Regions from separate parts of the Homo sapiens genome. Here region 2 is linked to region 1. Evidence: chromatin loops called from intact Hi-C (ENCODE). Cell type or tissue: heart left ventricle. All regions are shown on one strand. Links, peaks and the distances in the headings refer to the core of each region. The heading gives the core; the rest is flanking DNA. Region 1 holds the start of QTMAN-AS1 (QTMAN antisense RNA 1). Region 2 overlaps ARHGAP15 (Rho GTPase activating protein 15).

Evidence for each region. Hi-C counts contacts between places; a loop is a spot of excess contacts. Peaks named below come from ENCODE experiments on the same cell type or tissue, not always from the same donor. Only the 100,000 strongest peaks of a DNase experiment are listed, where the experiment ranks them.
Region 2: it touches region 1 in a loop (3-fold over the local background); 2 of 110 quality-filtered maps call a loop at or near these places.

Annotation. Positions count from the first base shown.
Region 1 is chr2:143,929,497-143,945,955 of GRCh38, reverse strand. It overlaps QTMAN (queuosine-tRNA mannosyltransferase), which reads left to right. Exons shown (of 12, transcript NM_001376312.2): 12 at 1-7,888. QTMAN-AS1 (QTMAN antisense RNA 1) reads right to left here and starts at 8,889. Exons shown (of 3, transcript NR_110237.1): 1 at 8,320-8,889; 2 at 4,792-4,942. RefSeq lists a silencer at 8,388-8,587 and an enhancer at 8,782-9,465. In heart left ventricle, for the core only: no CTCF peak of the experiment used is centred there; DNase peaks (open chromatin) are centred at 8,645 and 8,975; H3K4me3 peaks cover 2,718 bases; H3K27ac peaks cover 4,894 bases; H3K27me3 peaks cover 1,614 bases.
Region 2 is chr2:143,435,434-143,451,892 of GRCh38, reverse strand. It overlaps ARHGAP15 (Rho GTPase activating protein 15), which reads right to left. Exons shown (of 14, transcript NM_018460.4): 7 at 16,194-16,292; 8 at 14,851-14,980. Among named protein-coding and RNA genes, the nearest start is that of ARHGAP15, 310 kb to the right of the region's middle. In heart left ventricle, for the core only: no CTCF peak of the experiment used is centred there; no DNase peak of the experiment used is centred there; H3K4me3 peaks cover 444 bases; H3K27ac peaks cover 2,284 bases.

The sequences.
Region 1 (16,459 bases), core at 5,419-13,418:
TTTTCCTTGTGACAGAGACAACAAATACAATTGTTTCTTTTCCGGATGAACAAGGATCTGTTTTGCAAATGTTTGTAAGATATTATGACATTTCCAAGATTTTCTTTGCATTCTGGAAAGCAGGAGGTAAACATTTGTAGTCATTAAGGTAAAGTCTGTTGATAAACCATCTTCTGTTTACTGACAGGTAAATTGTAACTTTCCCTAGCTTTTGAAATGAGTAACTTCTATACACCACAAAGTGAGGCACAGCCTGGGAAAGGTGGCTAGACAAGGGGCAAGCCAGGCTTTCTAGCTTCTGGAAGGATCGAGTGGCCTAGCAGGCATCTAAGATAAAGAAAGCAATGATTCGGAAGTCCAGTAGGGCCCATTTGACCGGTAGCAAAATCGAAAGCACGAAATAGATCAAGGTTAGGGAGCCAGACAAAGCCCTTGGAAGAGAGGCAGTATTGCAGATCGAAGCAAGCAGTTCAGAGTCTATGAGGCCTGGGAATTTAAAAGCAGGAAGAGTAAGAAGCAGAAACAAGAAGCTCCATCTGAACAGACTCCTCTCTCCAACCTTCATGAGACCCACAGTGTGTGATGGGCCACCACAGCACTGGCTTCTAGACTTTTACAGGGAAGCCAGTGAACAAATTACCTCGTCACCCAGAAAACAAAGAGCTCAGGAACTATTTTGGAAGTTCCTTCCAGTCTAAGACTATGGAACTCAGAATCTAGCAGGTGTGTTCCTTTGGATAGCAAAACTAAAGATATAAATATGAATAAGAAATTCTTTGCCACTTCTCCTGGGCAAGGTTATACTTTATGCCATCTACTGAGATAAACCAGATGAGTCAGTTTGCTTCTGTCAGTTGCTGTGTCACAGATGACATCTTCTCAAAATAATATTATCTCACAGCCAAGAAATAGCGCTTCGTTTACTGTGTTTTTCTATCCTGAAACTAAATGGGCTTACGCTTCATAGTGGCTAAGATACTCCACACACAACTAGTACCCATAGATCTTTTCTCACTGATAGGAAAAAAAAAAAAAAAGCATTAAACACCTTTCAGAGAGTACATCTGAAACATTTACGTATTTTCCTGATTTAGGCAAATATAATATTGAAAGTTACCTGTATGTGGGCATTTTTTTCTACACTCATAAATGCAAATCAAATTTTGCCATTAGCTGTGGCCAACATTCCTTCCAGGACAAAAGCTTACATTAGGCCGGGTGCGGTGGCGCACGCCTGTAATCCCAGCACTTTGGGAGGCCGAGACGGGTGGATCATGAGGTCAGGAGATCGAGACCATCCTGGCTAACACGGTGAAACCCCATCTCTACTAAAAATACAAAAAAAATTAGCCAGGCATGGTGGCGGGTGCCTGTAGTCCCAGCTACTGGGGAGGCTGAGGCAGGAGAATGGCGTGAACCCAGGAGGCGGAGCTTGCAGTGAGCCGAGATCGTGCCACTGCACTCCAGCCTGGGCGACAGAGCGAGACTCTGTCTCAAAAAATAAATAAATAAATAAATTTAAAATAAATTTTAAAAAAATTACATTAAAGGTGTCACTTATTTGCATGATACCGAGATTTGGAGTTTAAAGAAAAACCTTATAAAGACTGTAATGTCAGAGTTGCTACTAGTTCACATAAGCAATAAAAAGTTTTGTAAATGTGTAATTCTTAACATTTAAAAATATGTAGGAGTGTGTGTGTGTGTGTGTGTGTGCACACGCACATTCATGCTTCTCAACACCCACGACCTAGTGGAATGGAGTGTTATTAAATAAGTTAATCAGTATTTTGTTGAAATCTCAGCAGATAATTAGTACTACACGTTGACTCATTAATTCAGTTTCCCTTATCAACCACCCCCATCATTTATTGTTTTGAGTATGTTTGATGGAAAACTTAGTCTTCCTCTTTTTTTTTAACACTCGATTGTTTTTTTCTTTTAAAATAAAGTCAATTTTAATTTTAAATGTCTTTAAAAGTCCATCCATTATCAAGACTTTGACACAGTGTCTTGAAATACAGCTTGCCCTAAACTTAATCTATGCTTCTGGCTAGGTGTTTCTATAACAAATATCAGGGCACCTGGTTCTTAACCTTCTCATTTATACTGTGTTGACAGAAATAGATGCAAATACCTTTTTAAAAATGCTCCTGGTTTAATAAGCATCCTTCAAATACAGTTAAGTTTAAATGCCCTGCTCCTGTTCTCAGTCCTTCAGACATCAATATGGCAGGCAGAATCCATAAGTCAATGGAAACTCTTAGCCATAGAGGGCTGCAGAGATTAATTTCAACACCTTGAAATGCATCTGGAAGCAAAGATTTCATTTTATGTTGAAGGTGTTAATTATATTTGATATTTTTAAAAGTAAAATCTGTTTTTGAGAAAGCATCTGCTACCCAGAAATATTATGAGCCACAAAAGAAATTTTACTGAAGTCTCAAGATACTTTCTGTGGATGATAGAATCAGTTTTCAAATGATAGTCCATGCTGTCTTTTAATGCTGACATACACTGTGGGTCTTATTCTTCTATTGACTATTGACCCAACTGCCTTTCTTTTTCAGTGGAAAATTTGGGACTATTTAATATTAGATCTTATGTTTAACAATGAAGAGAGTATATTATAAACCACTGACTTGAACATGTTTCATTTTAAAATTTGAGTTGTGATACAGACAACTAATGCTCCTATCCTATGCCCTCTCTTCAAAGCTATTCATTAAAATATAACTGGGGAAGTTTGAAAAACATGCGAGCAATTCTACATGCTGCTCAAAGATACAGACATGTGTGATTAAAGTACAGTATTACAGAAAACCTGGGAATTAACCAAACTTACAATAATGGTTATGTCAGAGGGGCCATGGTAGAGAAAAAAAAGGACATAGAAGTAGGGAAAGGTGCATTCGTTGCATGATGAGAAGTCTGTTTCTTAAGCTGAGTCGTGATACACAAAGGCTTCTTGCCACTCTTTGTGACATTTCATGTGTCTTCAGTGTATTTATTGCATATATCTTTTGATAGGAGATATAAATACTTCAGGAAGCATGTTACTAGTTTTGCTATCAGGCTATCCTTAACATTTCTTGGTTTTCTCAATTATTGATTGAGTCAGAAAACTGCTTGCCTCAGACAGTGATACAAACTACTCTACTGCCAATGTTGCTTGAGAAGACTTTCCTCTGCTTAACAGGAGCCAGGGGCTTCACCTCAACCCTCATGCTGTGGAGAAAGTCAGACTCAACTGGCCACAGGTTCCTGTTTCTTGGGGCTGCTAATCACCATTTCTAACAGATGCCTGTGGCATTGCAAACACAAGATGGAAAACTATAGCTCTAAACTCCCTTCTGAAGGGTAAGGAAAGGAAGAGGAAGGCAGATGTTAAATGAGCCCAGTCTTTCTCATCTCAAAAAATTCAGAGCTGCCTGTTAGAGCACAAGAGCTCTCAGAGCTCCCAACCACACTGCCCACTCCCCATAGTGTTGCCTCTCCCCTTTCCTCTTTAAGACGCAGGAGCGAATCGTGGTCTTTGTGCTTTCACTGCAATCTATCCCAGGGGAAGAGTTCTCCCGGGTATCTGTGGGATGCCCTTGCTGCATGTGAGGCACAAATGGCTTCAGGGACCAGGATCCTCACTCACTCTGCAGTCCATTTTTCTAAATTGGAATTTGCGATCGGTTTCTTCAGGTGTCCCACCATCATCTATCATTATCTGAGTTATTCCTTATCCTCTCCCAACCCCAAGGAGAGGATCTTAATTGTTTTTATAAACTGACAGAAGGAATTGGTGATTCTTGGAAGATAATTTTAAATGGTTATATTACTTTCCTATTACTGCATTTACTGCATTTAAATAGCAGGTCTAAGGTGGGGTGCGAGAAGATGTGACCCCTAGGAATATTGGTATGACCTTTCTCAAGCAATTTGAAGTCCTTTAGATCTGAAAATTTAATGTCTTCAATATCATTTCACAGATGAGAAAATTAAGGCACATATAGTGACATATTTAGGAGCTGAAGTGTGTTACAGAAACAAAGTTTTTTTGTATAAGCCTTTCCCTACATGGGATGTTATCATTGTCACCTATGTGCCTTTCAGGAAGCACCAAGTGCAGTATGCGTGACTCAGTTGGACCCCTAGTTCCCTTCTATTTCTCCAGCTGGCAGGAGACAGCAAAGGACAGTGGAGGTGGTTATTTTGTGGCCCACATTTCTGCCATTAAAAGGGACATAAGAGACTATGTAGTGTGGCCAATTTTTTTTTTTTTTTTTTTGAGAGAGAGAGTCTGGCTCTGTCGCCCAGGCTGGAGTGCAGTGGCACCATCTCGGCTCACTGCAAGCTCCACCTCCCGGGTTCACGCCATTCTCCTGCCTCAGCCTCCCGAGTAGCTGGGACTACAGGTGCCCACCACCACGCCCGGCTAATTTTTTTGTATTTTTAGTAGAGACGGGGTTTCACCATGTTAGCCAGGGTGGTCTCAATCTCCTGACCTCGTGATCCACCTGTCTCGGCCTCCCAAAGTGCTGGGATTACAGGTGTAAGCCACCATGCCCGGAATATGGCCATTATTTTAAGTGTTTTTATTATTGCTCTGGTTCTCCCTTTAGGGAGGCATTCAGTGAGTATACCCCATCTGTCACAGGCCCCCACCACTCCCTGTGGTCTTACACTCTGCTGAATTCATACATTTAGGTAACTTCCCTGGCCCTCCTGAGAATCACTTATTTTTGTAACCTCCTGTATTTGAGATGTAGGAAACTGGGGCCTGAGGAGAAGTTGACTTGCCTTGGGTCCCACAGTGGTACAGGCAGATCTAGAACTCAGATTTTCCAGGGCTCTTTCAGTAGGCTGTGGTTGAGCAGTAGTCAAGACCACCTCTTCAAGAAGGGAAAAACATTTGTCTTCTCTTTCTCCTCTTTCTTCCTTCTGCCTCTCACTGTAAGAAGAAACGTGTTAATAAGTTGCTAATACCTTACTCTAGGTGTATTTCATGTTACACCAGCCAGTGCTTGTATTCTCAATGACCATAAGGAGAGGAATGCGGAAGAATTGATTTCTGTACTAAAAGTTCAGACTCTGTGGCACTTGTGATATTTCTGGACAACTGACTCTTCTCTATTGCCTTTCGAATCATACAGTGGCAAAGCTGCTCACCCATGTGTGTATAAAGCTGACCCTTCATCAGAAAGGCAGCCCCCAGTGTCTCCCCACACAGGGCAGAAGAGCAGAGGGAGCAGGTGGCAATGTGGCAGCACCTTGAACTGTGCATCACTGGGCCTGCTCCCCCTCATCCCAAAGCAATAACCCAGAAATTACATCCTGAGACTTACTTCCTCAGAAAGAAAAGGAAGGGGAGGGATAACTTAAAAAGGAGAAACTTCTAATATGGTATTAGACTGTAATTCATAGGGAAATTTATGCCTGAGATATGAATTTCTGAAAATAAGGGGCTTTTTTGGAAGGGAAACACTGACACATCCTTAATTATAGAGTAATAAATACCAATGGTATATTATCTTTCGATATTTCCTTACACAGATATCAAAGCATGCAGCTGTTTTTGAAAACTGATAATCAAGTACAATATAAGTATATTACATCTTGCACTTACAACACACCCTTCAACTAAGCAGCATCATGGAGCACTTAACGGTGAGAAACAGAGCTGCTCATAGTAGAAACCTAACTGAACAAATTAGCTTTGAATTGTAACTTAAGAATCGTAGTCAAACCAAAGCGTCTGTCCTTGCCAGGAAAGGCATTCCAAAGGCAGAGAGCATGCCAAGTAAAAAGGCTTTGCTTCAGGATTATGGAGACAGTTCTGAAAAGCCAGCATAACTTAATGATCAATCAGAAAAATATAGAGCAGTAACTACACAACTGAAGGATGCATAAAAATTGTACAAAACGTTAATAGTGGAATGGGGAGGTAGGATGGGATTTTACGGGCAAGTATTAAGCTCTTGGAAAGCTTCATTTGTTGCCCTCAATCCACACAGCAGAAAGAAAGAGAAAGAGACAAACATGGTCAAAGAAAAGTATGTGGACAAATGTGGGGGGTAGAAAAGGAAATGAAGGTTAAGCAAGGCCAATATAATTCAGAATAAAAGGGAGGGAGGGAAGTATAAGGAGCCAGCTGTAATTACTGAATGTTACATTAAGAAGAGCTGAAATTGAGAGGGGGAGGTCTTGAGTATTTTACTAAGTGGATTAATGTCCTCTTCCTCGGGTGTCTGAAGTTGCAGATTTTAATTTATTTGGTGCAGGGATTTATTACAGAATTCTTAATGGGTGGGGAGATAAACAGGGACAATTATAAGCTCTTAAGAAGAAGAAAAGAGGACCATATAATACTTTCTATAAATTTAACTGTAATAAACAGGGTTTCAAGCTATGGACAAAGATAGTCAAAAAAAGCATTTATTCCATGATATAGGACTAAAAGGGAAATAAGAGGTGTGTCCAAAAAACTTAAAGACCAAAACAAAGAAAGAAAAACCCACATAGATGTGTGATGCCAGGATTTTGAATGACTTGGGAGCTAGTTATTGCCGCTCTCCTTTCTCCACCCATTTAAAAAAATAAATCATAACTCTGGCATTTAAAAACCTACTCATGAACATCATTTATTAATATAAACTTAATCCTGTGCTATTCTTTGGTGGGTGGTAAGAACATGAATTAACAACAACTGGACTAAAACGATGGCAACAGGATGATCCACTCAAACACAGGAAAGCTGTAAGAAAAAGAAAAACTCCTAATCTGCTCTTTCACCTTACTTATTTTACAGAAGGAGAAAGCCAAAAAGGGGAGAGCATGTGGCTAAACCACAGAAAGACTAGATGCCTAAAGGAAAAATTTTAAAGTGTTCCTAAATAGGTATTAGAAGGGGAAGGGGGATGTAAAGCTTATGTGATTTACATCATTTTGTTAATCTGCTAATCTACTTCCCTGGAAGGTGAGAAAGAGTGTTGTCTGCCTTCTGCAATTGAAGAGACTAGGGCAGAAACTTAATTATGTTCTTACCCTGTGTATACCTGGCTGTCATCTGGCTGGCAACTAGTCCACAAACTATTGGTTCAGGCATTTGCCTGGCAATAATGTTAGCCATCATTTAAATTGTTAAATATGGATCAGAAGATCTCTAAGAATTACTGATATGCAGCTATTAATACTGGATGTAAATAATATTATTTGGGGTGTGGGTAAATCATTTGACTGGAACCACATTTAAAAAAAGGACTTGGAAATTTTATTTTTGAAATGCTGTTGGGGAGATGGCATTGATGAAAAAAAAAATTGAAAATGGAAAAAAACATCATCTACAAAGAGATGGGTAAAAATGACTAAGCAAAGAAGCCTTGTCACCTTCGACCTGATGCTTCATTGTATCAGAAGAAAGTAAACAGATTGCTAACAAAGAGACCACCCCTTCTAATTTCCAAAACCGGCCCAGCAACAAGAGGGAGAAAATAGAGAAGAGTGCACTGCGTGGTGGCTCAGGGTGATCCTTTAATTTGAGTGTTAAAAATGAGGGCACAGACCTAGAGGTTTTTAATGGTCCGCGGGTGGACTTCAGATTCTGAACACTCCTCCACCTTCTGTGGAGAATTCGGGACACGGTGGAGTTTAACCAGTATCTTAAATCCCAGGGACAGGGTGGAGATTGCTTTGTGATCCTGATTAATTAAAAGGAAAGAAATCAAAGCAGACATCTCTCCTTTTTCCATTTGAGCCGCAGAGCCATGGAGGGGAACTTGTGCTCTCTGGTGCTTGCAGCTATGTTCCCTGGCTTTCATCGTCTTGGCTTTTCCCCTTGTATTTCTAATGCTGTGATACCAGGCCAATAAAATGGAATCTACAAAACTGCAAAACAAAATTGTGTGTATGTGTGTGTGTATTAGAATTTTACTGAAGATAATTGCAACACTTTAAGCACAAAATTTTTAACTTAAAATGTATGAGTAATGAAGTTTTAAGAAGCAAAATGTGCTCAAGCGGAGTATTTGTAGTCCCTTTTTTGTAAGAGGTTCCCCAGACCTCTGGGTGCATCAGCAAACTGTCCTACACGATGGAGCGTGCAGCTGCAATTTGGCCCCGGGCACCACCTATCCAGAGTTACTACCTAATGCATTTTACATTTGCACACATTGTCAAGGGGTGGGGGGCAGCTAAGAAGGGGCCTCCCCCCCACCCCCCAGCGTTCTGTTTCCTTTTGTCGCGGCCGTCAGCTGACACGTGGAAAATGTGGTGTACGGTTTTGTTTGCCTTTTATCTGTAATTAAGGATCCCTTGTCTGGGGCTTGCTACCTCTTTTCTTTCTGCCTCCCTGCCGCTCGGGTCTTCCGCCCTCGGTCAGGTCTGGCCTGGCGCACCGCAGCCTGGGGACTCCGGGTCGCCGGGCGGAGAAGCAGGCAGTGGGCGCAGGGACCTCCGCGGAGCCCGGCGCTCGCCTGCCGAGAGAGCGCACGCCCCGGCACGCCGGCCCCGGCTCGCCCGAGCCCCCGACCAGCTAGTGCCTTGCGTCGGGGCAGCTGCGCCCGCGTTGCCCAGAGCGGGTCGCCTTGCCGCGCGTCCGTTCCCTCCACACCGCTGCGCCTGAGCGGCCAGCGAGCCCGAGCTCCGGTCTGCGGCGGCGCCCGCCCTCGACGCCTAGCTCAGTCTCGTCCAGAGCGGTGGGGGGAGTTTTCTGCACCTTTCAGGCGCGGGAACATGTCGAGGGACGGGGGAGGACGTTGAGGTCACGAAGTCATCACCCACTCCTCTCGGCTGCGTGGGCGCTGCGGGAGCGCAGAGCCGGAGCACGAGGGGCTCGTCCCAGGGCGCGGGCCCCGCCAGCCCCTGGCGCTCCCACCCGCGCGCACTCCCTCGCACACCCGCGCTGGCACGCGCACCCTGGCGCGCGAACTCCCTGCCACGCGCGCGCTGTCACGCACACACACCGGCACGCACCCGCCACGCTCGCGCCGACACTCCCAGGCTGGCACACGCACACGCGGTGGGGACCCACCCCTGCCCGGGTTTGGCTGCGCCGGGCTCGCGTGCTCTCTCTCGGGCACCCCCGGGAAGGGAGCGCAGCTCGGTGGGCCGGCACCCTGTGCTTTATGCGTCTGAGGATTTCATTGAACTCGGTTCCCTGAGTCGGCCAGGCTCAGTCCTCAGCGAGGGAATACGATGAAGACGCACTAAGCAAAACCAGAAACACCGATGCCTACTACCTTTTCAAAAAACATAACTTGCCCTCAGCAATCCCGCGAAGGGGAGTGGGGATGGGCACGGGGACTCTCCGAAAGGGATTTTATCTACACAGTTTAGAATAACTCCTGTCTCTGGTATGTTCGGATATGTGATTTAAATCTCACCCCCCGGACGCTTTCTTTTTCACTTCACACCTGTATATTGAAATACAAACCTCATTTCTCCTCCTCACCACCAACTGGTTATTTAGGAGGAGTGGAGAAGAGGAGTTAAGCAATATTGGGGCAGGAGAATATTTAGAAGCATTACATTGATTTGTCACTCATTTGCTCTGATTAGCTTTTTGAAAACTTGTGAAGATATTCCTATTTTGAAGCTTGTATTTTGTTAAAAGCCTCCCTCACACTGCCGTGATTTATCATTATTTATCTGAGTATACACACGTATGTATAGGAGAAAAGGAATGCTGATCCTTCCTGATTTCAGCAGTGCCGTTTTCCTTTCTATCCATGTGGTTTTAGCATAATTTTCTCCCTCTTTCTCACCAATAGAGATATTATAGTACGCAAAAGCAGGGCACACCTGTGACCAAATACAAGCAACATTAGCCTGGAGTGTTTGCGAATACTCCTTGTCATCTGTCGCTCAAGATTTCCCCCCTCAGATTTGAAATATTCCCCAAACTGGTTTAAAGGTGTGAGCGGGTGGGTTAACACGTGAGAGCAGTCCAAAAGTAAAGCGAGGTTGGGAGAGGGTGGCCTACATAAACCAACTCTTGGAAGGCTGAACAAGAACGCATGGGAAGTGCATTAAGAAGAGACTGTAAACAATGATAATCAGGGCTTTCAAAAATCATAAAACGGATTGAAATATCTGATTCATTATTTATTCATCACAGCGCAACTTTGCGAATCTGAGAATAGTGTTTGGAAACCAAGTGCCTTCTATTTAGTACATCAAATCAGCAGATGGGTCTCCCTTCCAAACTGCGGCTAAAGGGTTAAAGCTATAATTTTAGAAAAGAATCTTAGGAAATGACACTCAGATCTAATATATTTCCTTTTCTTTCTGGCAATAATATCCCCCAAAGAATAAATATATACTTATTGATATCATGATAATGTTTCTCATTCTGAGTACAAGTGTCAGACTGATTCCCGTTTGTGTAAGTGTTTTTAAAACTGCGAGGACACTTTCGCTACTCTGAAAGCTGACGAGCCAATGAAGGGGAGCTTCTTTTAACTCCATAATAGCAGGTTACATAGTAAATGAACACTGATGGTCAAATAGCCAATTATGGTATAAATATCCGTTGTTTACAGAGAGGTGTTAAATGAGCCTTGGAGTACAAGGGATTAGGCCGATCTATGCTACAATTTGTTCTTCAACCCATTATGTCTTCCCTTTAAAAGGCCAGTGCCATTGTAGGTAGTACGCACACAGAACATACTTCTCTATGTTGATTTTAGTTTGCTTTATTTCGATGCACACTGTTGTTTACTTTTTAAAATTTAAATAAATGTCAGCATTGTATAATTTCTATGTTAACAAAGCAGTGAGCAAAATCCCTTGTATGTTTATAAAATATTATTGTTTAATTCACATAGTTTAGAAATTCCAAATGTTGAGAATAGGAAGGAGGCCAAATACCATCTGTTTATAACTATGATGCATCGTAATATGTGTACTTTTAAAAGGAGTTTGGTCAATCATGCCACTATTTTATCTGCTCGGAATATGTTGGAGATTTAAAATGTAATTTACAGGATTACTTTTAGTGCGTTGCATCCAACTGTGAGTTGTAAAGAAATCGGTCTCTTCTGTTTTTCTCAAATTAATCATGTAACAGCCCCAATTAATGGGGGCTGTTAAACGTGTCGCTTTTTGCTTAGCTCCAGAATTCTTCTAACTTTGGCTCAGTCCACCTTCTTGATGCTGATAAAAACTCCAAGGACAAATGAAACAAAACACTCCTAGCTGTGTCTTTCTGCCAGGAGATAGTCACTAAGAATGGCAGGCAGGATATGGTAGCTAATAATTAGCTAACATCAGCCCTGAGAAATTACCTGTGAAATACCCTTTGGTACTGAATTGAAAAACATCTGACACTCCCTGTTTTAAAATAGTATTTTCTTGTCCCCGAGACTTCTGATTTAACTTACCTTTTATTTCAAAGGCATCTAATTGCATACCATGTAACAAAGGGAGTATACTTACTTGCAATAGATGAGCAGGTTTTTGTTTTTGTTTTTAGTTACAAACTCAAGTTATTCAGTTAGGAACTCTCCCTTGCTTTGCAAATCAGGGAATCTCAGCAACTGGGCCTTCAATTCCAGGCAGCCATAGTTTTAAATCCAGAGGTGGTTTTAGAGTGTCACACCATGGGGTCTCTTTTTCAAGAAGGAGGAAGTGAAGATGAGCTCAGATGTCTTGAAAAAGGTTTGAAAGCTGTGATAAAAACATTTATTAGCAAATGATGGTTGCTTGATTGATTTTTTAACAAGGTAGAATCAGTAAAAAGCTACATCTTGAAATGCTTTTATAAACACATGCAGAAATATGAAAACAAACTCCCAATAAACTGGGCATGTTCTGGATGTTTTACTTCTCAGTTGAGTGTTCAATGAAAAAATGGTGCTGTATAAAGTGGTTTCTCTGTACTATTTAGCAATATCTGTTTTCTCAAACATTTTAGTTTTAGCAGCTTCATCTAAAATTGTACCAACCTAGATTATGTACTCATACATAATTAAGAACATTAAGAATACCTTCTCTAAGTAAACAAACTGACCCATTATACTTTTTTTTTTTCAATCTAAATGTTATATTTTGAAAGTCTATTTGTTTTCTTTCTGGTCAGATTTTTTTCCCCCAAAAATGAATCCATTGGCTTTTTATGTTATCAAGATATGCTTAAGCTTGTTTTTCTTTGGGTTACAATAAGAAAATGCCAGACTCCTTTTTCCTACGTAATTGCTCAAGTGTGTACAGAGTATAAGAGTGAATCCAAAAAATAATAATAATGTTAGGGATAAAGAGGAAGGAGATTGGAAAAAGTGGAGGGGGAAGGGAGGTAAGAATAGCAGAAGATAGAACTGGGATAAAAGAGGTTTATCAGACAAAGCTTTCCAAATTGCTTGGAGGAGATAAGACATAATCATTACAAGCATCATCATTTCCAAATCAAACCTAGATTTTTGCATTCAGATATTAAACAACTAGGGGAAACTTTTAAGTAAACCTTTGTGATACATGTGAACTAGTTTTTTTATTCAAGCCCAGCATTCTTAAGTGAAGCAAGTACTAAAAGATATCCATATTCCCATTGTGGGAGACAGAGAAGTAGAGGCATTTTCTGTGTTTAAGGCATTTACAATATAGAAATAAGCCATAAATACATAAAATGAACAAGACTATGTATAATGCACTCTTATATTTTGCCTATTGTAAGTGCAAAAATAATGATGATTTTCAGTGGAGGAATTATTCGACATGCTTTCCTACTGATACTTTATCTAGCAGTTCATTTCTAGGCAAGTTAAACAAGGCTTAAAATGAATAAACTCTTCGGAACTCCTCTAGTCTAATAAATTGCAGTAGATAATCAAGATTGAAATTGGCATGTAGGTGTGCATATCATGTTCCCTTTAGAACCGACTTAGAGCCATAGCAGTGACCCACAGTGTGCACATAAGTCATTGCTATAGTCCCGTTATCTTGACAGCCAAATCATTTTATAAAATATACTTTAATAAGTTACTATTGAGCCCTGAAGTAAAACCATATAACTTAACCATTACTGAGTGGCCATTTATAGGTATTATATTTAAATCGGATAAAAGATAAAAGAAAGGAATTAAGAATAAGAAAAATGTATGGGAAACTATTTGCTTCTTGCGATTAATCTAAAGCATGCCAGAAGTATCTTTTCATTTTGCTTTTTATGAAGAATTATTGACCCTAAGAAAAGTCATTTGAGGACTGCAGGTAAACAAACAATAAAAACAACAACAACAAAAATATTGCTTTTTTAAGGAGAGAATACAGAAAGTAGTAAACTCATGCATTTTAAACATTAAGAAGAAAAGACATAAAATTTAACACACACAATAAATAATAAATATTCTTCAGTTTCATCTGATGGCTAATGAAGGGAAAAGCTCCTGGAAAATTTGGAAGGAGAGATGAATGTAACAAGGTAATTAACTCTTTGCTCCTTTAGCCATAGAAAAGAGCGAGTAGAGTAAGATTTCTTTTAAGTTTAGATCTGCAGCAACCACAGAGATCAAATCGGCCTCTACAAAATAAATAAAAGGATTCCCACTAGCTCTCCAACTCAAGCTCCAGTCTTGTTGTTGGCCCCCCACCCCCCCGACCTTGGGGCCCCAAAAATCTCAGGCCCTGGAGTCTTTGCTCTTTGATGGAATTCTTGCCTCTATTAAGAGATCAGCAGCAGCTGGGTTCTTGCCTCGTTCTCTTGGACCTTCTACTGATGGAATCTGCCATCTGGTATTCACTCTATTATACTTGGGTAGCTCTTTATAATTTAAGATGCGCTTCTTCATCTGTCCTCTGATTTAGTCTTTAGAACGCCCTTGTGACATAGATAAACCATAGCTTTCGTCACAAATGTCAGAAGGAGCAACTCAAAATCATACTGCTAGGACATTGCAGAACTGGGACTACAGGTGATAGCACATGGCACCCAGTGTGCTCCTTCCCCTTAGACTGGGTTTCATACTTTGCTCTTCATTTGGATTGTGAGTATGTGAATACATTACAATTACCATCTTTGTATTGGGTGGGGAGAAGAAGGAAAAGAGGAGGAGCTGAAGGGAAAAAGAAAGGAAAGAAAATAAATCTCTTCGGGCTTTTCTGTGAACTGGAGAAGGATAAGTCTTAAGTTTTTAAATAACTCCCTCTCTGCTTACCAAGATTAGTCAGGAGGGAAGCACTTCCTAAAATTTGTAACCAGGAAAGGAAAAATGAATTCCAAAGCTATCATGGAGCAGTGTGCTTTAACAGATAGAAATCTGAAGTCGATAATCCATTGCCAGAGCTCCTTAATGGATTCTGGGATATGCATGAGTTGGCCACAAGCTGGATTTGGAATAAAAGGTGAAGAACAACTCTGCTTAAGAAATGAATAGGAATTTGGGAAGACTGAAGAAAAAAAAAAACCTTGTAGAGAGGAAAAGAAAATGGTCACAGAATAGAAGGACATAAGCAAGGACTTAAAAGTAACATATCCAGCAGCAACCTGTAGTGGGATAGAATGGATTACTATATTCTTTTTATTCAAGGGATGGATTACACTGTTTTAAGCATGTGGCCCAATGTCATCTCTACCTGTAATCCCAAGCTTCCACTGAAAGCCAGCTACACTAAAACTCGCTTGCTTTAGTTCCACATTTGGGGAATGAAGGTACAAGGAGGGTGGACAAAGGTGACACTGTGGAAGAAATTATTTAAAATAAAGACAAGGCCAGGTGTGGTGGCTGACTCCTGTAATCCTAGCACTTTGAGAGGCCGGGGTGGGAGGATCACTTGAGGCCAGAAGTTTGAGACCAGCCTGGGCAACATAGTGAGACCCTATCTGTACAAAAATCTTTACAAATTAGCTGTGGTGGCACGTGCCTGTCATTCCAGCTACTTGGGAGGCTGAAGTGGGAGGATCACTTGAGTCCAGGAATTCAAGATTGCATTGAGCTATGATTGCACCACTGCATTCTAGCCAAGGCAACAGAGCAAGACCCTATCTCTAAAAAATGAAATATACTAAAGACAGAGAATGTTATGGAAGTGGAAAATAGGGACAGGAGATAATTAGGAGAAATGGAAGCCCTCTGAGGATGAACGCTAAGACACAAGGAAACCCATAATGCAGGAGGTCTTGGAGAAAACCAGGCAGCTGATTGTTGATGTTGTGGACACTTGGACATTTTTGGCTATTCAGTATCTACCTATCCTTCTGTCAGAATCTGAAATTCTATGTGAGGAAATAATTATTTCTTTTTTTTTTTTTTTTTTTTTTTTTTTTGAGACGGAGTCTCGCTCTGTTGCCCAGACTGGAGTGCAGTGGCGCGATCTCAGCTCACTGCAAGCTCCGCCTCCCGGGTTCATGCCATTCTCCTGCCTCAGCCTCCCGAGTAGCTGGGACTACAGGCGCCCGCAACCGCGCCTAATTTTTTGTATTTTTTGTAATTTTTTGTAATTTTGTATAATTTTTGTATTTTTAATAGAGACGGGGTTTCACCGTGTTAGCCAAGATGGTCTTGATCTCCTGACCTCGTGATCCACCCCCCTCGGCCTCCCAAAGTGCTGGGATTACAGGCGTGAGCCACCACGCCTGGCCCCGGAAATAATTATTTCTGATATTATCAATCCTGGAAATGGAATCTTGACTTGAAGAGAGGAACAAAAAGATAACGTCTGTATTCCAGTCCTTCCTGCGTGGAGGAACCCACTCAGACTATTTCCACCAAAAGATGGCGGGTGGGGTCTGTTTCCTAACCTCCGCAGCTGCTGGGGTTTCTACGAGTCCCAAGCTCAAAAGTCCAGCCTCCCTCCCTTTGATATTGTTCTCTATCCACTAGGATTCTGTCAGGTGCAGAAAACCGAAGGCCCTGGTTCAACTGACTTGTTCAGCAAGGAAAAATTATTTCAGATAGCAAGAAGGGTGGATGTAGAGTGGCTACATCTTTCCACTCTCCCATCCTGACGTGTTAGCCTTTCTTCAGCTGACCCCTTATGGTCACAAGAAGGCTGCAGCAATGCAGCCATCACGTCCTCACCATGTGTCTATTTCCAGATGCAGGAGAGGGTTTTTTTGTTTTTGTTTTTATTTTCTTGTCTCTCTTTCTGCAGTCAAGAAGAGTTTGCCAGAAGCCCACTAAGAGAATCCCCCACATAACCTCATTGCATCATATATGCATAAACTGCAGGGGGAATGGGAATTGGATCTATCAATTAGACCCTAACCCTGAGCCATATAGGAGTAGAGGGATGAATAGACCATTAAAAAAATTAGAATGAAGTACACAAAGACAAAAGAGAGGAAATGACTATTTGGTAGCTAATCCATACTGCAACTTCTCCCAATAAATACATTCGTGTCTAGTTTAGTCAGATTGAGTTTTTGTTGTTTGCAGATAATCCAGATTAATATCCTCAGTTATAGCTACTACTGAGATAACTGACATTACTGAGATTATTTAAATTTTAGATAACTTTTGATAAATAGAGATATAAT
Region 2 (16,459 bases), core at 3,223-11,222, 490 kb after region 1:
GGCACCCTGAGGACTGTGGAAATGTCTATTACTACACTTGTAAAGAAGAGAAGTGGAACAAGACTGTGGGTGGCTGGATCCATATGAGTGATTTATTACTCCTGAATCCACTTAGTCATTTCCGGATAAGCACTTAAGTGCCAAAAGTTTATGGTCATTTTCAGTTTAAGAAAAACACAGGGCACATCTTAACATATGAAACAAATATATTATCTAGAGAAATTTGTATTTTTTTTCTGAGCTGACCAACAAACTTTAAAATTTGAGCTTATAAATGCAGAGGAACATTTAACTCTATTTAAATATGTCTACTTTTGATTTTCTGAGGTCCTTTCAATTCTAATTTTTTCATAGAAAAAAATACAGAAATTCTGTGAAACTATCCTGGGATTTGGGATCTGATGACAAATAAACTAAAAATTTAGTGGCTTATCAAGAATATAATTTTTAATGTTAAATTTACCTTTTCAGTGGCAGTTTTCCTCTGTCTTCTTGAAGTGCTACTTTCTAGATGGCTTAATTTTTGTTCAAACACAAATTAGAATCAATTTTCTGGGGAAAAATAATCAGTATAGCTTCTGTTCTCCACAACAAAGAAAATACATTTGTAGACATATTCTGGAAATTTAAATCCCCAAATGCTCTTTTGAGCAAGTCCAAGGAGATTTGAAGACTGACATTTTGTACTTTGCTATCCCCGAGAGGCGAATGTATGATCATCTTTACTGAGGTTTATTTCCGTCCCTGCTGAATTAATATGCATTTTCGTTAACTAATCTTGAAACAACAGGAATAAAGTTTATCCAGGTCTTTTATACCTCAGAGAACAAAACAAATACTACAAATCTTTAGAGAGAGAGGATATACAAAAGGGCTTGAGGTGAATATTTCAAAGCAAATACTCTTTAAATGATGTGCAAATTATTTCAGCTCTTGAGCAAGATTTATGAAAGGGGATTAGCCCACTGAAATAAGAACCAAGTTTAAACTGTTGGGTTTCAAAGTCAAAGATGAGAAGTGGTTACAAGAAAAAGATGGAGACAGGCAACAATAATTTAGAGGATGGATTTGTCTCAGTTTTTCCCTAAACTGACTCACCTTAAATTGTCACCAACTGTTATTCTTAAGTGCAGTAAAAAAAATTGCATTTCTCCTCTAATTTTCTTCTTCTTTTTTTCCTAATCTTTAGAACCTGTGAAGTTCCTCTGATTTTCTATAAAGTTGAGAGTGTAATAATTAAGAAATGATACTGGAATTTATATTTCAGCAACAAGGTCTCTACTTGCGAGGTAAAAAATATATACTCCCAAACTGTGTTAAAGAATTAAAACTATTCAAGCTGGAAAGGGTAACTTCTAAGAGTTTTGAGTCAGAGAATTTTTTTTTAATTCACAAGTCACATCTATAATAACACAACACAGATGTTCTAATATTCCAACATGCTCTTCAACTAATAGTTAAGAGCTTCTTGTAAGACTTAAGAAAATAATCACTTTTATGTAATTGTAAAGATTAAGTGAGCTCACTGCTTCTTATGATTCCATAATGACCTGCAGTTCTGGAAGGTAAAGGAAATTTTAATGACCCCACTCATATGTGATTAATATCTAATGCTTCTTGACTAAAATTCTGGATTTCGTTCAATAAAAATGAGTTAAGCAAAAATTCTTTGGGTCTTCAGCCAAACCCTTCCGTGGAAATCAATTATGGTTATGCCCGATTTAAAAAAAAAAAAAAAAGCATGAAACCTCAGTAACAAACCCAGGTACCTACTAGGAAAAAAAAAAAAAGATTAATTATGAAACCTCAATAACAAACCCAGGTACTCACTAGGAAAAAAAAAAAGATTAATTATTCTTATGTAAGCTGTCTTAAAGTAAGAAAGGTAAATAAGTGAAGTGAATCTAGGCACTACTAAAATTTTAAGGCATCTCTTTCAGACCTGTCTCATTACTGTCCAAAACATTTTTAAAAGACTGGACATTTTAGGGGCAAATTTATGAGAAAGATTCTTACTGAGAAAAGAATGATTATTTGCCCATTTTGGTTTCCATTTCCTATAATTAAAAAAAGGTAGACATGAAAAAAAATGAGGTTTTATTTCAGAAATAATCATTATCAGTTCTTCCCAGTAAGTGAAATCTCACCCTACTAAGAGGGTTAATCAGACTTTATTTTGAATCTTTCCTCTATTTTTTGATAACTAAATTGTGAAATTGTGGGCCTACTTTTGTTTTCTTTGCAATTTTTCAAAACAGCTTGACTGAAGTGCAGCCTGGTGGGCCTTGATTCTTTTGGCAGGTGCAGCAAATAAACTTAGTCTACGAGTAAAACAGCTACGTTGCTGCTCATCCAGAATTTTAACATCTAACCTGAAAGGCCAATGGGAAATGAATTCAAGTACTCAAGAACAACATAAAAATAAAGAAATTTAAGCAATCAAATACTATTATTCTTGCTTGAGAAGGGAAATAACAAAAAGAGGCTACATGTGAGATTATGTGTTCCGAAAAGAAGAGTCAAATGGAAGATAAGGGATAAGTAGAATTTCAAATGGATTTTGCACATTGAGCTATCCAGGGAATTAATGGATAATTTCCAGGGAATTGCTTGGAGCTTTGGTTTCTTGTTTGTCTGTTTTGGTGAGGGTAGTTTAGGCTCAGAATCATTTTTTGATATTGTTGCTGTTCTTTGGCTGGGACTGTTGACTTTTTGATGTGGGAGTTCAGAATTTCTGACTTAGGTGTGGCACAGGCAAAAGTTACAAGGCAGTGTAAGTCTTGGTTCTTTCTCATTTAGTCCGTAATCATGGGTTGGAAGGGATTGATGAGATTAAATAGCCACCATTCAAAATCATGCATTGTCATAGCATGACCAATATAATAACCATATGCAGGGTTATTTTACACAAAGGCCGACAAGATAGCTCTTTTATATGAGTAGGTCTTTTGTCCAAGTCCCAAAGGCCACCCTTTGGCTCTGGACTTTCAAAAACCTCTTTAAAGAAGTTATTTATGTCATATGGTAATGTTTTTTTCAAATTTTAATGTGCATGGGAATCACCTGTTAAAATGCAGATTCAGTTCAGTTGGTTTGGGGTTGGGCTGGAGAGGCCATATTTACTAACAAGCTCCTAGGTGATATTGTCATTGTTGGTCCATGGATTATATCTAGAGTAACAAGAATCTAGTAGGCTCCTGAAAGAATGAGATTCTGCTTAGCTCCTTGGCATCCTGATGGTTGTTTTCCAAACCACAGAGGCAATGGGTATTTGGGAGCTGCCAAGACTTACAATATATGTCAAGAAAACCTATCAATATCAAGTCAGATATCTCTGGAATCTTTCTTCTTCACCTATTCCTACTGCCTAGTTTGGACCTGCAGCATATGGTACATGGTCTATTCTAATAGTCTCTGAATTCATCTCCTTACCTCTGATCTCTGAATTCATCTTCTTACCTCTGATCTCTCACTCTGTGCTACCTATCTCTGCCATTCTCCACATTTTCCCCAAAATTATTACTCTAAAAATCAAATCTGTTCATGTCTCTTGCCTGCATTGAAGTCTTTCACTAGGCTCCCATTATTTATAGTGAAAAGTCCTAATTTTTTAGCATTCCGTGAGAGACCCTTTGCCAATGGTTCACTCTTCATTTCCAACCTGATCTCCAGTTGTTGCCCCAATGTTTTGCACATTCCAGCCTCACCAATCTATTGTGCTCTTCAACTATTTTATGCTCTATGGTTCTTTCCTTCCTGTACAAAAGTCTATCCATGCTCTTCTCTGTCATTCCTTGTTTCTCCATCTGAAAAACTGCTAGAGTTCCACAGCAGCATTAAACTCCATAAACCTTTTATTCTCCTTCATAGGTATGTTCTCTTCCCTGGCTCTCTTCTGCCAGCCCCTACCTATGTGTGTCCAGGGATCACTTCCAAATATATTACCTGTGATCAAATCTTTGTCTCAGGGACTGCTTCTGGAGGAACCCAAACCAAAACACCCATCAACAGGACAGTGCCTCACAGTTCAGCCTTTCCCTTCATTCCTCATGCATAAAATCTGTAAGGGTTTCTTCAGGGTTCCCCTCTCATGCTCTCGGTCACTTGTTTCCTCACTCACTCAGACATTTATTCGTCAGTGCAAAAGTAAACGAGGTTTAAAAAATGGCAAAACTGCAATTACTTTTGAGCCAAGCTAATAATTCTGAACACCACTAGGTTTCAGACTCTGTTCTGAGTGATGGGGATAGGGAGGGGTAATTAGCAGAAGGTCTTGGCTTATACCTCCAGGCACTTGCAGTCTAATGGAATAGAGTGGTCCTGGTTTAAGCTAATGACTGAAGCTAGGTCAGCTAGGATTACTCCCCAGAACTCAGATATCACAATCCTTTTGATACAGTGAACATGGTGGGCATCCCTTGCCAGCTGATCAATACACTATAGTTTGGTGAGACCAGACTTTCAGTGGTTTTCAGTTTACTCCTTATAAGTGGCTCAATATCCATGTGATTTGTATAATATGTTTACTTTAGTCAACAAAACCCATCTTTTTATCACCAGATGCTTCATGACACTGAGTTGATTCTAATATGTATTATTTAAACATTAAAATTAAATAAAATCTTTCCTTGCTTTTAAGTGAATTTACATAACTCTCTGTCAAAATTCTACCCTTGTATTATTTTACTATTTTCTATAAGAATGGAAATGGCCCTAGAACTAGAAATACCATTTTACCCAGCCCATTACTGGGTATATACCCAAAGGACTATAAATCATGCTGCTATAAAGACACATGCACACGTATGTTTATTGCGGGACTATTCACAATAGCAAAGACTTGGAACCAACCCAAATGTCCAACAATGATAGACTGGATTAAGAAAATGTGGCACATATACACCATGGAATACTATGCAGCCATAAAAATGAGGAGTTCATGTCCTTTGTAGGGACATGGATGAAATTGGAAATCATCATTCTCAGCAAACTATTGCAAGAACAAAAACCCAAACACTGCATATTCTCACTCATAGGTGGGAACTGAACAATGAGAACACATGGACACAGGAAGGGGAACATCACAGTCTGGGGACTGTTGTGGGGTGGGGGGAGGGGGGAGGGATAGCATTGGGAGATATACCTAATGCTAGATGACGAGTTAAGGGGTGCAGCGCACCAGCATGGCACATGTATACATATGTAACTAACCTGCACATTGTGCACATGTACCCTAAAACTTAAATAAAAAAAAAAAAGAATGGAAATGGCAACAGACACTTGACAAACTTTAATCTCTAGAGATTGCCATCGTGTCAGGCTCACACTCAGGAATGACAAAACCAAGCATTTATTCCCCATGACACTTAGGATCCCTTAAGAAAACAAAAGGTAAAAGGATATATGTTAACCAGAGTCAATAAAATAATGAAGATATTAAGAAATTAAGCCTTCAAAAAATTACGCATTTGTTTATGCTGCATTTTGGCAACTGTTTCAACAGTTGCAAAAGTACATTCTTGCTATATTTCTAAATTGGTAGATTTATAGTAAACAAACAAAAGTCATGATTATTTTACTCAGAATTTACCCAGATGGAAATCATTTTATAACATAATATATAATCTACAAAGTTATTTGATATATTTTAGATCCACTATATACATTTTCTCTAGATCAAATACATATATAATCTTTTTAGATAATCAACATTTACATTTATAATATTTTATAATTATATAAAATATATATTATATTTATCTGGAAACTCAATTTCAAGAAACTTAAGAAACTTGTCAAAGTCATATGGCTGTATATCTTGGAGTTAAGAACTGTACTCAAATTTTCTGACTCTCAGACTCAAATTTCTTACACAATCTCATACAACCTTTTGAACAGGGTTCTGAGGGCTAACACTTTGATAACTTTTGTGTTAAACTGGATTTTTACAAATAAGCTGACACTAGAGAAAAGTATTCTCAGTCTTATAAAAATAATCAAAATTACTGTAATTATTTGTTATATATTACAGAGTTTCTTTTTCTTTTATTGCCTCCAATAGAAACTTGAAAATTCCAAGTCAGAGCCCACAGAAGAGCTGCAAGAATAACTATGAATCACAGTAACTCTTTCAAATAAAATAGGGTGTTAGAATGGATGATGGGAATATTGGGAAGTATGATCTGGGCTGAGTCCTAAAGGATGTTAACTTTGTAAAGAGATAACCCTGATTTCAAGGTAAAAGTCAGCATGTAGCAGTGTGCATCAGGTATTATAGGGACTATTTACCTGGAACATAAATTATGGGTCAGGGAGTGATGAAAAAAAACTGGAGAAGGGGCACAGATCATAATGAGCTTTCTATACAGAAACTTGGACTCTAATTCCAAGAGCAATAATTCCAATGCAGTCATTAGAAATTGTTCTTAATCTGGCTGGGTGCAGCGGCTCACGCCTGTAATCCTAGCACTTTGGGAGGCCAAGGTGGGCAGATCGTGAGGTCAGGAGGTCGATACCTGCCTGGCCAACAGAGTGAAATCGCATCTCTACTAAAAATACAAAAATTAGCCAGGCGTGGTGTTGCCCGAGCCTGTAGTCCCAGCTACTAGGGAGGCTGAGGCAGGAGAATCACTTGAACTTGGGAGGCGGAGGTTGTAGTGAGCCAAGACCACGCCATTGCACTCAAGCCTGTGTGACAGAGTGAGACTCCTTCTCAAAAAAAAAAAAAAAAAAAAAAAAATAATTGTTCTTAATCTTTGACTTCAATTTTGGAGAAGACCTTATCTGACAGCAAAATCCCAGTCCTATATTTTCTACTTGGTTATGGCATTTCCTATCTAGTCCTCTACCTTTTTAGGCCAATTAATTTTGTATACAAATAGGGTATATTTATTTACATTAGGAAAATTGGGTAGCAGGAACAACTGATTTCAGGTACTACTTAAATAACCAAAGAAAGATGTATTGGCAGATTGCTTTAGGTTTCTCAAGTCATCCATGAGCCATTTCTTGAAGAAAGCTAGGAATCCTAATGTTACAGATCTCACTTTATTAAAGTTTGATGAAAACATCTGGTATTTCTGGGTTCATCTAATACTTTTGGGTGAAAGCAATATCTGATTTTGTTTAGTGAGGGCTATACTATGAGTAATAAGAAACTTATTTTACAAGAAAATCTCAAAGATTCCATGTGTTAACAACGGATTTTTTTTTTCCCCCAAGCATGTTATTAGGCCTATTTGGGACATCCAAATAAATCCATCAAAAAGCAAATTACTTCTTTAGAATTTTGAAGGAAAGTAGCGTAAGTTACCATACTTCAGAAACAAAAAGGAATTGACCAAATAAATCCTGTATACAGAAAGAGGTGATCATTTGCATTCAAAATAATGTTTTGCTCTGCACATGGATTCACTGTACAAACACCTTAAATGCTTAAATGTCAGCTTTAGCAAAGATTCTTTAAATCTGCTGTGACAACAATGAATGATGATTATATGCCTAACTTTATAAGAAAACATTAATATACGCCCATTTTAAAGTCATGGAATAAACAAAAGGACACTTTCTGAGGATACCAAAGATCTTTTTTTTTCTTTTGTTTACAATCACAGTAGTGTATTAATGCCAATAAAATATTGCTTGAGAGTTAGAGCAAAGAGCCCTCTGGATTTGCCCTATTATTGAAAGCAAGATGCCATTTGACCTAATGAAATCAGAAATTGATTAAATGCAGTTCATCTAAGGGGAAATATGCTCATGGTGTTATTGCCAGGGTCAGAAGGAAGATAGGGTGATCTAGTGCTTGAGCACTGAGAGGGTTAGGTGGACTTTCAGAGTAGCTGATGCTATGAGATACACGACAATGGACATCCACAGGTCAGAGGGCGAGATCAGCCCCTTAGATGGGAAAGAAGAGATTAATCAGGACATTCTTTGCTCAGCTCATAATGAAGTCCTCTTATCAAATGATTCATTGAAAACTGAATGTTTTGAAGAAAGTGCAATCTACGGGTCCCAGAAAAAGTAGGTACTGCTGCTTGGGAACATATGTCAGAACAATGGCTAGAGTCACACAGGGCCATAGTGAAGCCTGGGACCTTCATGCATAATACTATTCTGATAAATTAATGTGGATGCTTGACTATCAAATGTGTCTAATTTTTACTCTTTTCCTCTCATGATGTTTACATCTTGCAGCTTTAACAACATAAATGTCATTTATAATTTTTCAATTTTTTTCTTTACCAACTATTTTGAAATAAGTAACTCTCAACCTGTGAAAAACAACTGAAAAGACAAGTGACACTCAACTATTCTTTAGATATTGTCTGTCTTATAAGTATAGTAATATGAAGTGATTTGTTTCCACATTTTAGCTCAATAGTTTATTTTTCTCAAGAGGGTTTTGAATAAAACTGGTACCAGAGTGGCGCTAGTTATTTTGGGGAAAAAAAAAAAAGGGTGAGTGACCCTCTCACCCAAATCAGAAAACTTTGTCCTCTTGATAATATAATAACCCATGATATTCTACAAAAATGTCACGACTTTTTTGTTTTTCCAGGAAAGAGCTCTTCCATTTCTTCAGAACTAGATATGGTTTATCTGTGCAATTTTAATACTGTTTTCATTTCCTTGGCAGATGGTTTGTTCATCTTATTATTTTCATACATTGGCAGGATTAGACTGTTTTACACAAAATTCTTAATAAGAAAAAACTTTAAAATATGTATTTATATGAGCCTCCAGAACAGGCTTCACAGTATGTGTTTTAACAATTGATAATTACATATTTATCCAAGAAACTCGTGTGACTTTTTAATTTTGGATAATAATAAATATCTTAAAAGTTTTCTTAATTACATAGTTCCCAGAAAGGTCTCAATGGTCACAGGAAAAAAATATATTGGTTTTGGAGGAAAATAGGAAAACAATGAGTTATCAATGTTTCATGTAAAGAGGTCTTAATGTAACTTATATTCAGAAAATTTGATCTTTCTTTGAAAGGTTCAGGTCATAATCAGAAAATATGTATATTCTTTTATTGAATTAGGCACATGGACATACCTACTTTTGTGTGGGTATGTGCGTTTACTTCAATTTTTAACTGGAGAACTTTTCAAACATACAAAAAAAAATGAAACAATAGGATCATGATCACTTGCCTATGCACCACCTAGATTCATCAAATGTTTATATTTGGGACAATTCCAGACTTAATCTGTCATTACACATACTTTTTACAAAGAACATCTGTCTTGCTAAGGACTCACTTCCCATTAATGCTACAAAAGCTGCCTACCCAGTCCTCAATTCTCTCCTTTTTCTATTATTTCTTCCGGCTCGGAGGCTTTAAATTCCCTCCCTGCCACTACTGGGGACTTTCAGGGCTCACCAGAATCCTAGCAAAAGCAAAAGCCATTCTGAGTCTCCTAATCGCTTTGGTGGAGACGGTACAGAAGTGGGGATCTAGACCGGAAACTAGATCGAAAGCAATGCTACTGGGAAGTCTTAGCTCTCAGGGCCAGAGGTGCAGCAAATTCAGAATGAGTTGTTCCCTAGAAACAACATTGTAAGTGACTGCAGAAAGTTCAAGTGTGCTTTTGTGGCTTGGTACATGGTTTCCTTGTGAAAACATACCAGGTCTAAGCAACCAATTTACAATTGGATTTTGAGAACATAGCCTACTTATAGTTGTAGAAGACCAGTATTATAATTATTTAGATTAGTACAAAAAATTAATGTTTTCTCTATCAAACTTGTTTTCATCACTTGGCATGGTCATGATACTTTGCAGGCAAATTTTTTAAACAAAGACAAGTTAAAAGTCCGTAGCATTTTAATTTTTATTGTGTAACTCTCTCAATTCAAGTTTTTTCTTTCTGTTGTCTTATTGCACACATCATTAAGGGGATATGGAACTGGGAAATGCACATTTAAATACATATACCCTAATTATTAGAAACATATTACATATACCCTTATTGCACATGTCATTAAGAGAACGTAGATTTGGGAAATCCACATATGCATTTAGGATTTCACCCAGAACACATTTGTTTTTTATGATAACTTAATCAAGAGACAGCTAAAGGAAAACCCATTTCCTTTTAGCTCTCTTACCTTTTGACTTTAGTCTTCTAACTCATGTTCATTTCAGGGTGCTTATTTCCAATACTAAAGTGTCAGTTTTATTTTCAAGTTATCCAAGGTCTCCACACTCATGGATTTTACAGTTTAGCAATTGATAGGTATGAGATATATTACTACTAAAGCATAACCTACATACAAAAGTTATTTTTTAAAAATTGAAAGCACAGATGAGTGAAATCAAGAATTTTAGTTGTATACCTTTAGTTGTATTTCTTCATAAAAAAGAATTAATGTGTGTATGAATGAATAAACTAGAACTTTGTGTAAAGGAATAGTGAGATGGCTAATGCTGAATCCTTCCCATCAACTTGAATTTCTGAATGGCATGCTTTTCTGGGTTTAGGAGAATCAAGAGTGTTTCTTGGCTCCTTTCTACTGTTTCCTGGTGTGCTGCTCCCAAGAATGCCCTACCTGCCCCTTTTACATGGGAGTTGCCAGGGGAAAGACCAGCTGCTCGTACTTAGATTTTTTGCAGCTATGACTCCCATATCCAATTCTGGTACCCTTTTTCTACCTTTCATACACTCAGGGAGTAGGATGGCAAGCTTATATGCCCTGCTCCAGTCTTTCATCAACCACCACCAGGCTCAAGCCCTGTCTCAGTGCTATCTGCTTGGGGACATGGAGGATAATAATAAGAGCTCCTACTTACTGAGTGCCTGCTATGAGCTAAGTATTTACATGTCTAATTTCAAATTCTCACACGATCCTTTAAGGACAGTATTAGACCCATTTTTATAGATGTGGAAAGTAAAGCTCAGAAAAGTTAAGAAACCTCGCCAAGGTTATCTGATGCAAGATTTATTATATTTGGGCCTTCCCCCTCTTTGCTGTCAGTGGAAGACAATTCTCTTTCCTCAGAGAAATATGTTCACATCTTCTTTGATTGACTCTCCACTTTCCATAACAGCCCTCCCTGGAGAGCTGCTCTCCTACTCTCATCCCAGGCTGGTGTCCTGAGTTTCCCACAGTGATTTGGCCCTTGCATTAAATTTTCTGGCTTCTTGTCTGTTAGACTCAACTGATATCTTAAAATATCTGATTCGTTCTTAATAGTGTTGGCAGGTTAGAATCATATTTTTTAAAAGAAAAGTATATGTAAACATAACTTTCTGAATTCACTCATTGAGAGAACATATTTTTCCCATGTTATATAGACAAACTGGACAACGAAATCACCACCTGTTAGCTGCTAATGATGTTCACATGCCTTTTAAAAAAGTAATTCTGGCTTTATCTGTCTACAATCTTGGCGGCAAAACTCATGGGAACATCAAGGGCACAGGAAGCCAAAGGCAGAAAACCGACAATAAAGTTTGTGCTTAGACTACTAATAAGGAAGAGGATACTGTTGAGTCTCTGATTCTATATAATTATTTAATCTCCAAAGGGTGACATAAAAGCGAATGCAAGTTTTAAGAAACCTAAGTTTGGGTGTTCAAATCTAGGACTGAGATCAGAGGGGTTTCACACAGGGTATTTCCTACTTGAAAAAATATATTTTACAAAGCATCAAATATAAAACATGTCAATCACTATTTCAAATGCATGGTCTAATTTGATATTGTGTGGGTGGGTCAATCATTATGCCTTTCAAATGAAAATGAATACATACATATTGAATGAACTTAATTCAAAGTAATAGATGGATATTAACTGTGTCCTACATTGCAAAAAACATACTGGCCCTAAAAAAAAAGGCTTACAACTATACATACTCACCAAGATACAGAAAAGAATCATTTTCTAAAATTAGAGCTAGTGTTAAAGATTAAATTATTATTTTAATAGTGAAATCAAAATTGAAAGAAAACACCCAGTTTTAATTATTTTTGCCAATAAGTTTTTGGGTCCTGATTCAAGTTTACTGATTTCTATGAATCTTATTTTTAACATAATATTTCTATCCAAGTCTAAGTTCGATATAAACTAAGTTTACCTTTTACTTGTTCACTTTGTTATAATGTAATGATTAAAAGTACAGGCTCTAAAATAAGACTGCTTGGGTTTGAAACATGTCTCCATAACTTGTCTTTGTACAAATTACCTTAGTTCTTCATGCCTCAGTTTTCTCCTCTATAAAATAAGGTAACTAATAGTATCTACCTCATAGGATTGGTGAGAGGATTAAATGTATTGCTATAAGACAAGCACTTGGAACAGTGCCTGGTGCACAGTAAATGTTTCATATTTTCTAGTTTTTTTTTAACTTCAAAGTAAAAGGTGAGTATGAAGTCACTGTACAATTAGTTAGATTTTGAAATGAATAGAATAAATCATGTATCTCTTCCCTTTTTTTTTTTTTTTTTTTTTTTTTTGAGACAGAGTCTTGCTCTGTCGCCCAGGCTGGAGTGCAGTGGTGAAATCTTAGCTCACTGCAACTTCCGCCTCCCGGGTTGAAGCAATTCTTGTGCCTCAGCCTCCCGAGTAGCTGGGATTACAGGTGCTCGCCACCATGCCCGGCTAATTTTTGTATTTTTAGTAGAGACAGGGTTTCACCATGTTGGCCAGGATGGTCTTGAACTCCTGACCTCAGGTGATCCACCCGCCTTGGCCTCCCAAAGTGCTGGGATTACAGGCATGAGCCACTACTCCTGGCCTCCCTTGTTTTTAAGTAGGATTGAGTTTAAGCTCAAAGTAGAAAAATAATTGTCTTTTCCAATTAAAAATAGATTCTAAAGAGAAGTAGTGAGTGTTCTATCTAAGATTTTTTTTTCAGCAGCATCTTAATACTTTTAAAGTGACTGTTACTTAATAGAGAATTCATTATCCTCAATGTTTCTCAAATACATTTTTGCAAACCTTTATTTTCTCCATAGCTCAGGTTTTAGAAACATCTTAAGGTCTCTGAACCAGCAATTATATCTAAGATTCCAGACCTACTAGTCATTGCATCACATATTCTTTTATATGTACTACAGAATGTCTATATGATTAACACTAAATATATACTCCCAACTGAATCCCAATTCTGAAATCTTACCTTATGTCTCAAACCATATGAAGTAAAAGAAGACAATGATCAGGCATGAAAGGAAAACATTCTTTAAATGAAATACCTCTAAACTGTACCATTATGGAAAAGTCTTTTGAAATGGCATTAACTCTCCACAAATAAACCATGCATTTTCTAGACATTAACACTGATAATCTTAAACTCCAACTTAGCACAACTGGCTAAGTAAATGTGTCTAGCAGTTGTTGAAAATTATGGCATGGGATTTTGCATAAAGACTTAATTTCAAAAGGGTGCTTCTACTCTTAAATTCTCATGCAATTTCTAGATTTGTAGACTTCAGTAATTCAACTTTGGCAAATATGTTATCACATATAAATAGCTTCTCTCTTCCCTATCATATGTGTATGAGTCTTTGTGTGCATGTATGTGTATATACATATATTTCTTAATGCACACATATATGTACACGTACAAATAATCATCTAGCATACATACATACGTGTGTATGTGTATGTATATATGTATATATGTACACATATATTCCATTAGCAGCTCTTCTCAACTTACTGAGTTCTCTTTAAATTCTAAAGTTTAGGATGTCAGTATACTGATATTTTGTCAGAGGGAAATAGCAGGAAAAAAATGATGATTTGCAAGATTGGGGTCAGCCAGGTAGAAGACTCCCCCAAAATACTATAATTTTTAAGACTTTGGGAAATAGGTTTTCTCTGGTTCCAAAGATGTCTACCTTTTCTGAGACAGAGTCTTGCTTTGTTGCCAACCAGGCTGGAATGCTGTGGTATGATTTCAGCTCACTGCAACCTCTGACTCTCTGGTTCAAGCAATTCTCCTGCCTCAACCTCCTGAGTAGCTGGGATTACAGGCACGTGCCACCATGCCCAGCTTATTTTTGTAGTTTTAGTAGAGATGGAGTTTGGCCATGTTGACCAGGATGATCTCGAGCTCCTGACCTCGTGATCCACCCACCTCAGCCTCCCAAAGTGCTGGGATTACAGGCGTGAGCTACCTCGCCCAGCCAGATGTCTACCTTTTCTTTCAGGAGGTTGAGACTCAAACCAACTCAGTGAGATATGTGTTGCATATTTTAATAACCCCTTTTCATTGAGGAAGAAGCAGTCTGGGGAATGGTTAAGAAAGATACTCAAGATCACTGTGTAAGTAGTGAGACCATTCTTTTTACTCTAAATTTAATTCTTAGAATATTAGAACTAGGTGTGACCTTGGAGAACATCTAATTCACATCCCATATTTTCTATCAGCCTCTCTGGAAAGCACGTTTCTAAGTGTTTCTGGTGGTCTGAAGGTGTGGAAAGTGGCATAGCCTGTTGACTTAAGTTAGACCACACTGGTGGTCACTCATACCCTTTAATGTATGCAAATAAAATAGTCAGGATACCAGGGTTGGAGATGCTTGACATTTCCCACTCTCAAAATCAATCACTGATCTGAACACCATGGCTATTACTCAGAGATTCAGAGGTTTGCTGTAAGCAGAGACCATGACCTTGGAACAATTATTTTCTCAAAAGGCATTACCAACAATGATGTGAGCAAAGTGCCCAGACTGCCCTCCAGTGCACAAATCCCTGGCCAGGAAATGGCTACGAATCTTCCATGAGTATGATGAGTTTGGCTTAAATCTCATTTCAATGCATTTATATTTCATAAGCACTGCATTTAGACAAACTTAAAATGAGCAAGTCAAAGAAAATACTCACTTAAAGATTTTCTGTGCTCTGGTTTCTGTTCTTTTATATCACTGTCGTAGTGACTTAGCAATTCAGTGCTAGAGGATCTTTGGATTTTGAATAATTCCAGGTTTCTTGATGGACAACTTGAATCCTTTGGCTGGAAACAGCAAATAATTAGACTGAATAATTTTACTAGAAAGAAAGGATTCACCATAGAATTTTGTGTTCAATTTTGCTGTTTATGGGGAAATTTGAAGTAAGGTAATTATTTGAGGATAGGTCCTCTATGCTAAGCTCAATACTCTAATAATAGTTTATATATGTATATGATGGTACTTACTAAATGCTAAGCACTATTCATGCATTAGTTCAATTAATCATTACAACAATTCTATAGAGTAGGTGGTATTATTATTATCCTTATTTTCCTCATTAAGAAAATGAGGCCAAAATAGGCAAGTAATTTGCCTAAGGCCACACAGGTAACAAATGATAGAACTAGAATTCAAACTCTAGCAGTCTGGTTCCAGAGTCCATCCTCAATGGCAACAAACTGTGTGTATGTATGTATGTGCACTCACACACATTCACACACACACCCCTTTAAGGGGAATATACTAATAACAGGAAAAAGTAAATTTGTTATTTTACTTTTTAAAGTGTTAATCCCAAAATGGTATAATGAAAGCTTGCAATTAAGTATCAAGAAAATCACACAGAAAATCTTTTACTATTGTGTTGTATTCCGTATTAAGAATATTTCTTCCCAAAATTTTGCAAATATTAGTGTCATAAAATTAAATGTTTGTTCTAGAGACTCAGCATGGAATGAGTGGTTTTAAATAAGTTCATTCTTAGAAAACATACTCTGAATGTATGTTTTAGGATAATTTCATGAAGTTCTAGATATGTAATTTTCATAAGAAGAACAATCTAGCTTAGCTGGAAGAATAATAAAAATCAGTACAAAGGGTTATTATTTATTTATTGGTATTATAACAGTGAGTCTTAAATATGTTATTTATTTACAGGAGTATGTAGTATGGACTGCATAAACTGAAAATGAAAAAAAAATCAGTAGTTATTAAGTGCTTGTGTGCTTTTTACAGCCTCCAGTAAATGAATGTCTATGTTATTTCAGAAAAAAAGAAAGAATGCACTATATTTTTGAAAGAGAGAAATTAAACGACAGTTCTACAAATCCTGTCTGCTGAAAAGGTTTTTAGTAGATTCTATTTAAACTAAAAGAACTTAATCCCTCTCAGTCCATAGGATCTATTTAAATGAGTGTGTGTGTTATATGCCTGAGCAATAAGATTTAAATGACTACATTTTAATTAATAAAGGTAACAGCCAAAACAAATACATACCAATCTGTCAATTGCATTTTTGATAGCGTGGAACCAATCCAATATGATGAAGTCAATATCTGACTGTAGAAGGAACTCATTTCCTGATACTGTTGTGATCTGCAAAAAAAAAAAAAAGAAAAAGAAATAGACAGGTAAAGAAACTATGTAAGATAGATCTCTTACATGTAAAAATCCTTTTTTAAAAAACACAGTTTAATAAAATGAAATATTTTCTTGTATTCCAGTAATTGTCTTTCTGGGAACTGGGAGCATTTTGAACCGCT